2 separate regions of the Homo sapiens genome follow, and region 2 is linked to region 1. A link is a loop called in an ENCODE intact Hi-C map of the cell type or tissue named here. Cell type or tissue: prostate gland. All regions are shown on one strand. Links, peaks and the distances in the headings refer to the core of each region. The heading gives the core; the rest is flanking DNA.

What was found. A loop is a pair of places that touch in the nucleus more often than their neighbours do. Peaks named below come from ENCODE experiments on the same cell type or tissue, not always from the same donor. Only the 100,000 strongest peaks of a DNase experiment are listed, where the experiment ranks them.
Region 2: a loop joins it to region 1, with 1.8 times the contacts of the local background. A loop is called at or near these places in 1 of 110 quality-filtered maps.

Annotation. Positions count from the first base shown.
Region 1 is chr6:168,698,067-168,702,458 of GRCh38, reverse strand. It overlaps LOC105378142 (a long non-coding RNA gene), which reads right to left. Exons shown (of 3, transcript XR_943294.3): 3 at 2,051-4,392. Among named protein-coding and RNA genes, the nearest start is that of SMOC2, 260 kb to the right of the region's middle. RefSeq lists an enhancer at 334-835. In prostate gland, for the core only: no CTCF peak of the experiment used is centred there; a DNase peak (open chromatin) is centred at 2,338.
Region 2 is chr6:168,833,180-168,837,571 of GRCh38, reverse strand. No RefSeq gene overlaps it. Among named protein-coding and RNA genes, the nearest start is that of LINC01615, 330 kb to the left of the region's middle. In prostate gland, for the core only: no CTCF peak of the experiment used is centred there; a DNase peak (open chromatin) is centred at 2,571; H3K27ac peaks cover 2,113 bases.

The sequences.
Region 1 (4,392 bases), core at 275-4,274:
ACAAATGACACAGAGGAAGGGGGTAGAGAGCGCTGTCCCCCAAATCCATGAACGACAGAGAGGAGTGTGGACAGCGCTGTCTTCCAAATCTAGGAGAGACAAATGGGGGGGTGCAGCAGTGCTCACCCAAACATGCAGAGGTACAGCAGGAACACCACGGAAGCCATGCCACATCGGCTATGCTGGGGAGAAGCTGCAGGACACGAGGCCGTTGAGCAGGGCCAGCATCCAAGTGAGCGCGCCCTCCTGATGTGGGGAGAATACCCATTCTATACCCAGGTGTGTCTCCCGTCACTTCAACACTGGAGAACATAGTGTGGTCATGGGCTTTCCCTCGTGGGTCGTCTTCTCAGCAGGCCTGATGGGGAAGGGTGTCCAGGAGCCTCTGTCCTGCCCGAATCTTGTGCCCCAACAGGGCAGGAGCCCAGCTCGCCTCTCCCAGGTGATGGTTTGCTTGGTGGCTTGGAGCAGGGAAGGGCACTAGTGGTGGAGGAGGAACTGGAGTTCGGTGCAGTAACCCAGCCCCTGCTGAGCGCTAAGCACTCCACACCCAGTTCCAGGTAAACGACCCAGCACCCCAACAGGTGGACATTCATCTCCATTTCAGTAGTTAGAAAATGCGGGGAGAGACATTTAACAAGTTACACAGTGACTAAAGGTGGAGGAGGTCAGAGTTCTGGAGTGACACAGCCCCTAACCCCTCATGTCACCTTGCTGTCTCCTAACTAGACTCGCCTGAAAGACCAATTTTGGACCACGAGTAGGAAAATGCCTAGAGTGGCAGTCTCTGGAATCACTCAGAGCATACAGAAGGCAGATTCCGTCTACCTGTTCTAGCAAAGGCTGGTTTCTAAGGTAGCACCATGGATGTCGAGATAGTTCTGTGTTAAAGACAGGTTCAGATGCAGTGACCAAGCTCTCCATGCCAGCCCAGGCTGGTAGCCACCACCATGATGCCCTCCCTGCTTACTTCCCAAGGCCCGTTGCCTTGAGCCTCACACCTGTGCTGAGTCTGGCCCCAGTCTATTCTCTGCCCACAACCAGGGCTCCAGGCTATCCACACAGAGAGAGGCCTGGGGGCTACCACCTGTCTCCAGTCCCAGCATTATTTCCACCATGTCATGGTGCTGCCAGATGGAACAGGGGAGAGGCGGAGAAATGGGGAGAGGCTCAGGAGTGGGGAGAAGCAGAGGAACAAGGAGAAGCTGTGAGACCCCTCTGCCCTCATCAGTGGGGGGAAGGCGGTGCTAGGGGGAGGATAATGACTGGACTCGGTCCCGGCCTCCCGACACCTCAGGAGCATGACTCAGGAGAGGAGAGGTGTTTTGCTTGGCAAGAGGGGCAACCGATTTTCTTTCCAGGCCATAAGGGCACTGGGTCCAGGGAGCTGGCAGGAGGGCTGCTGTGCTCAAGGGAAGGGCTCTGGGCGGCAGGCCAGGGCAATGGACGCAGGCAGTGTGCAAAGGCACAGATGCACCTCTGCTCACCTGCTCAGCCTCTAACACACCTGTATGCCAGACATTGCCACACCGCCCAGGTGTGCTGTTCCTGGATGCAGAGGGTGGGGGCCCCCTTTTCAATCCCCCTGCCACCAAGAGCCTGTGGTGGAATGACAGTGGTGTCTGACCTTATCCACCAGTGACTTTCCATTTTCCCTTCTTCAGCCTGTTTGAAACTTCCATCCTAATACATTTTCTGAATTAAATACATATGGAAGGCTGGGTGCGGTGGCCCATGCCAGTAATCCCAGCACTTTGGTAGACTGAGGTGGGTCACCTGAGGTTAGGAGTTCCAGACCAGCCTGACCAACATGATGAAACCCCGTCTGTACGAAAATACAAAATTAGCTGGGCATGGTGGTGGGCGCCTGTAATCCCAGCCACTCGGGAGGCTGAGGCAGGAGAATCACTTGAACCTAGAAGGTGGAGATTGCAGTGAGCCAAGACTGTGCACTCTAGCCTTGGAGAAAGAGTGAGACTCGGTCTCAAAAAACAAAACAAAACAAAACAAAACAAAAACATATGGATTAAATATCAGGAGGTGGCAACATTTTCCAGTCCCATTTTAATGAATTATTTGTTTTTACATCATCAGAGGGTAGAATTACAGTTCCCATTTAAACACTGAAAATGAATGGAATTTTCATTTCTCATTTTATAGGAATTAAAAAAAAGTGTCACAAAATTTTCAAAAACAGCCACGAAAAGGAGTAGCAAGCTCTCCTGCCCCTTCTCCTGCCCCGCTCCCCATGCTGCGCTGGACGATCAGCCAGCACTGCTGTCTCCATCCTAGGAGCTGCCAGGCCAGGAGCCAGGAGGCCGCGAGTCTGCTGCTCTCCAGGACGCCTCCTGCATGTGGTTCTCATTTGGCACGGCTGAGACGCGGCAGTGTTCTTGTCCTGGCTCCAAGTAAAAACCCTCTCCTTGAAAACTCAGGAGAACAGGGAGAGGTGGTGTCCTCAGAATCTCTGAAAGCCAAAAAGTGGCTCAAAAAGATGCATTCATCCAGGCTGGGCGCCTGGCAGGGTGCTGAAGGCGGCTCCAGCTCATGCCACCCGGAGCCACCAGCGTCTGCTAGAGAACCCTGGCATCCAGCCTCCCCAGGGTCAGAAAAATACACATGGAGTGAGAGTCAAGTGTATTTAAATTCCTGGGAAATGTCAAAGTGCTAATTAAGCCTAATATTCTCCAGGTGGCCAGCTCCTATGGCAACACTAAAGCTGTGTCTGTCTCCTGCACCAACCAACAGCCATGGAAAGCGGCAGCCATGGAGGATGCAGGAATTTCTTCCCATATTCAAAGTAAAGAGAAGACCAGTACTTAGCATGAGCTGACCATCGGGTGAATACTTTGTGCCTTGATTTTTTTGTAATGATAGAAAAGAAACAGCATTCTTTGTGAGATTTGCTTTCATGTTTTTAGTATGAGTTAGTCTGTTTAGCGAATGCATGGGATGAATGTGATTCAGCTCCTTGCACATCTTGCACCCCCAGTCCCCTCTGGTTCCTCTGCTTAGTGCTCCCAGGTAGGAAGAGGAGACTGGAAGCCCCTGGGACTCTCGAGAAATGCCACCTGGTTTCCTTGCAGCAAGCGCAGCGCAATTTGCCAAGTATTAAGCTAACTCCCCTGAAAGCCTGTTGCTCTGCAGCCCCTATAACTAGCAGCATCTGAGCCATCCCCAAGGTTTGGGCCCCTTGTCTCCTGTCTAGGCAGGGCTCCATTCATGGCACTCGTGAGGACAACTTGTTGGGCTATCAAATGTCACTCTGTTACTCCCATGCAGAAGGCAGGTTTGTGAAGCAATGATGAGTTATTCCAAGCAAATGCCAGGGCTGGACAGGGCGTTGATGCTGGAATGCAGGGTGAGAGACGTTGCCAGCTTCCATCTCACCACCAAAAGTGCGAGGGTGCATCTGCCCCATACACTGGCCCAGCCCCTTCAGGTCCTGTGCCTCCAAGCTGTGGAGGAAAGGACACACGGCCTTCATGTGCTCAGGCCTGTGGCAGTATTTTTTTGATTGAAGGGAGAACTAGATACTACACTTGAGCCTTCTATATAATGCTATTTTGCAAGGTGCAGGTCATTTGATTGTGAGGCTTGCTATGCTGTTAGTAGCACAAAATGTAAGTCAATCTAAGGGTGGTGTGACAAGATCTTTGGAAGATTTGTGTTGGTATCCAAACAGAATTTACCAGCTTATTTCATAAAAAGGAAAAGGCATTTTTAGTCATTGGGTACCCACTGAGGACCATCTGATTGCTTATCTTCATCTCAACAGTGTTAGGATGACTACATTATGATAGTGCCCATTTGAAGAATGAGATCTTGGCTTAACGAGGTTACATAACCTGTTCAAAAATCACATGAATAGCAAGTGAAAGAACTCAAATTTCAACCTGGAGAGGACACTGAAAATAAACTCATATAAATTTTTATCCAAAAATTCTAACTTGATGAATTTAACAATTAAGTCATTTTATGTCTTTAAATTACATCACTATCACTTATTGGATGAATGTTCACCTCATCAACAACATAATCTGACTCTTTCAAGACATAATAATTTTCCTCTAAAGAAACAACTTATATATTTAGTGGATCTCGTCATGAAAGAAAAAAAGAATATTTAGAAAAAAACATACACAAGGTAAAATTGGAAATAAAATCCTGCCGGATGAAGTGTTGCACGATAAACAAAGGGATAATTCCCCCACACTGCTTAGAGCTCCTCAAGTGAGATAAGAAAAAGACCGACAGTGTGACGCAGTGGCTCATGCCTGTAATCCCAGCACTTTGGGAGCCCGAGGTGGGCGGATCACCTGAGGTCGGGAGTTTGAGACCAGCCTGACCAACATGGAGAAGCCCGGTCTCTACTAAAAATACAAAATTAGC
Region 2 (4,392 bases), core at 132-4,131, 140 kb before region 1:
TAGAGAAAGCTGATGAAGGCTTTCAGTACACAAGCTTGCCTCAGAGCAGTTGCATAAATTATTCCTCCCCCTTGGGAAGATCCGCCTTCAGACCTTCTCACAGCCGCTTCTCTATTAATCAGATTTCCATTCCAAAGGCACCCTTTCAGAGAGCTCTTCTCTAAGAGTCTTGATGACTCGGTCCTGCCCTCACCCCACACTGCACTCTGAGTTACTCTCATGTCACTTTTACGTATTTTCGTCATGGTACCCTTGAGTTTCTGAATTTGTTGTTTATCTTCTTCCACTAGAGGAAAGTGTTCCTACTGGTCCTATTGTTTTTAGATCAGTGTCTCCACATGTTTAAAATTCTCACAATATTTTCTCAACAGAACCTTCAGTCTTCACATTGTGGGAAAGACAAGCATGGCTTTAGGGTGAAACAGCCCCAGCCAGAGTCTGGCCCTAACCCACATGACTGACCGAGGCACAACCTCTCAGGACTCATATTTCTTATCTTTAATACAGAGATAACAGCATCTACTTTATAGCATTATTATGAAGTTAAATAGAAAAAAAATGCATTCTACCAGCAAATAGTATCAATATAAAAACAGACACATAGACCAATAGAATAGAGAACCCAAAAGTAAATCTCTGTGTTTATAGCAACTCTTCTTCAACAGAGGCACCAAGAACGAACAATGGGAAAGGGCCGTCTCTCCAATAAATGGTGCTGGGAAAACTGGATATTCATGTGCAAGAGAACAAAACTAGACCCCGTCTCTCACCATCCACAAAAATACAGCCAAAGCAGATTAAATACTTCAATGTAAGACCTAAAACGGGAAACTGATAGAAGAAAACATAGGAGAAATTCTTCAGGATATCTGTCGAGGCAAACATTTATTTGCCAAAACTTCAAAAGCACAGGCAACAAAACAAAAAATAGACAAATGGGAGTTATATTGAACTAAAATCATATGCACAGCAAAGGAAACTATCAACAGAGTGAAAAGACAACTTCTAGAATAAGAGAAAATATTCTTCTGACGAGGGACTAATATCCAGAATATACAAGGAACTCAAACCACTGAACAGCAGCAACAACGACAACGACAAAACACAAAATTGATCTAAAAATGACCAAAGTATCTGAATAAACATTTCTCAAGAGAAGACATACAAATGGCCAAAAAAGTCTACAAAGAAATGCTCGATGTCATCAAAACCACAGTGCGACATCGTCTCACCCCAGTTCGAATGCCTGTTATCCAAAAGACAAAAAAATAACAAATGCTGGCAAAGATGGGGAGAACAGGGAACTCTCATATACTGTTGCTGGGAATGTAAGTTAGCACAGCCACTAATGAGAACAGTATGACGGCTTCTCGAAAAGCTAAAAATAGAACTCCCCTATGATCCAGCAATCCCGCTGCTAGGCATATACCCAAAGGAAAGGAAATGGTTACATGGAAGAGGTATGTGCACCCCCATGGTCACTGCTGCACAACTCACAGTAGCCAAGATACTGAATCAAGCTAGTGTCCATCAAAGGCTGGACGGATAAAGAAAATGTGCCGTATATGTAGACACAATGGAATACTACTCAGCCCTAAAAAGAATGAAATCCTGTCACTTGCAGCAACATGAGTGGAACTAGAGGTCACGATGTGAAGTGAAATAAACCAGGTGGAGAAAGACAAACAGCGCGTGTTCTCACTCGTACGTGGGAGTTTACAAAGTGGATCTCACAGAGGTGGTGCATCAAATGCTGGTTACAGTGGCTGAGAAGGATGTGAGGGAGGGAGGTGAAGAGAGGCTGCTTAATGGGCACAGACAGACGGTTAGATAGAAGGAATAAGCTCTAATATTTGACAGCAGAGTAGGGTGACTATAGCTAACAATAATTTACTTTATATTTCAAAACAGGTAGAAGATAAGCTCTGAAATGTCACCAACACCAGGAAATGACAAGTGTTTGAGGTGTTTGAGATGGCCCTGACCCGATCATTACACACTGTACGCACGTATGAGAAGTCACCCTGTACCCCATAAAGATGCACAATTATTATGGATCAATTAAAAATGCATCAAAAAAGAATTCAGAGAGGGGTTGGAGCTTCTTAAACCTGGTCAATCTTTGAATTCGGTTTCAATCCCAAACTAGTTGGTGTGAACTTAGGATTTCGTCTCCTAATTCATAATTTTAATTGTAAAACTTAACCAAAGGGAATAAAACACTGTGCTTTCAGGTGCCAGGAAGGTGGCGTGGGCAGATCAGCAAAACTTGGAAGAACCCAGTGAAGTGAAGCATTGCTGAACTAAATAAACACAATGGCTTTCATAAAAGGAGCGGAAAAGGAATGGTTAACAGGAGCAGGTTTTCTCCACTGCAAAGAGGACTCCTACACAACGAGACATACAACCTCCCTCCTGGGACTCTCTGAGCCTCTCTATCCCCAGTTTCACCCTGGACTATCTTTGCTAGTGTATGTGGGTTGGCTTTGAACTCTCTGGCCCAGCTGACTAACGGGCACCACGCTTGTGCTCTGTTGTTTACCCAAGGCTGGAGTCTGTGCATCTCCTCTGAAAAACAAGGGAGGTATTTTATGGCATAGAGTTTTATTGGTGGTAACATCACTGATATTTACATTCCTTCGCTGCTCCCAGATACAAACCCACTGAGACACACCACATGCTTCTGTAGCTACCTGAAAGCCAGGAACACCAGAAAGACCAAAGTGCTAACCTGCAGATACAAACACGCTTCACATACACTGAAAAAAACCCCACACAACTATCACTATATTTAAACTCAAAATAATCTAAAATAGAGACTAAATGTTTTCCAATTATACTTAACAATTTCAAAACATGTTTTATCCTTTGTGGTTGTATAGGTAATCATTAACTTTCAAAAAAAAAGAAAAAGAAAAAGAAAAAAAAACTTTCTGAGGGTAGGACAAATTTCCTAATTCTTAAGGATCGTAAAACAAACAAAAAAATACAGATGTCCTCAGAATTCCTGGGACAGGCAGGTGTAAGGCAGTTTTTTTAAAAAAAAAAAATGTATTTGTGCACAACAAACTATTCCAAAATGCTTGTTTAAAACTCCACCACCGTCAGGACCAGGGCCAAGAGCTGAGGGTAGGCGTGCGCCCCACTCATCAGGACTCCTGCAGCTGGGCAGGGTGAAGCAGACACGGTTAGCACTTTCCCTAAGATGGGGGAGAGGAGGGGAAGGAGGAGAGGAGCTGCTCCATGCAGTTCCTACATCTGGTTTTCCTGCTCTCTTCCTCTCCAACTGGCCTCTGAATGTGCAGGGCACCTGAACCACTACCTGTCAGCTTGAGCCTCAGGAGGTGCAGGCTCTGAGGCCAAGGCTGTGAGCCGCGGGGACTTTGTCCCAACTCAAAGGGAGGATGTTACCAAGTGTGAGTGCCAGGGGCCTTGAGGCAGGAGGGAACAGAATGTCACGGACGGCCGTAGCCCTTCAACTGGAAGCCGTTCATTACTTTATTATTCAAAATGCGAACAATTATTTCTGTTTATGGACTTACAATTGTTAAAATATTTCACATACCACATTTTGTGCAAATCGTGCTTTTTATATCTCCAGGGATGCTGGGAATATGCTTAAATGCGAGGAAATATTTTCATCCTCGGTTCAGAAATTATAACATATTGCTTTTCCTATAATATATTTCATATCGTTGGCTTTAACATCACTACGTAATGTGGCCAATGTTTTACTCTTTCTTGCTGTAGAAATTGCTGACCTGTTAGGCTGGCCCCTTGCTATACTTCTAGCCTCCAGAGTACTGATTTTGAGTCAGGTTAGGGGTGAGTTTACTTGAGAACTAACCCCTTCCTCTTTCAGTAACAGAACCCCCAAAGAGGAGCTGCCAGATGTCAGTGGACTGAACTCTGGTGAGGTTGTCTTCCTGGAATAAATGTCCCAGTGTACTTTCCCTTAGTGTGTATGTGTGTCTTTGTGTTTATTTATACACTGTCTTACAGTTATTGAAATACACAGACCTGTAAATCAAAGTATTAACTTTGAGTCCCAAATTCTTAAGGTAACTATCCAAATGAACTATTAACAGTGAACTATCTCACCTTTGGAGAAAAGATACACACACATGCACACATGCCGTCTAAATGGTAAAGAATAACAACAACTGAATGGGAAGGTAATGGGCGGATAAAAAGAGAAGGAACTCTGGGCGCACTGTGCACAGACAGGACCCGAGGGCAGGGACGCGGTGCATTTGTTGATAAACAGTTCTGAGCCGAACAGATCAGAGGATATAACGTATTTGGATTATGACAAGTTCCTGGTGAACTGACCTTTGTTCAAACACTATCTATCTTTAGGTCCAGAATAGACCACATATTAAGTTCTAAAAC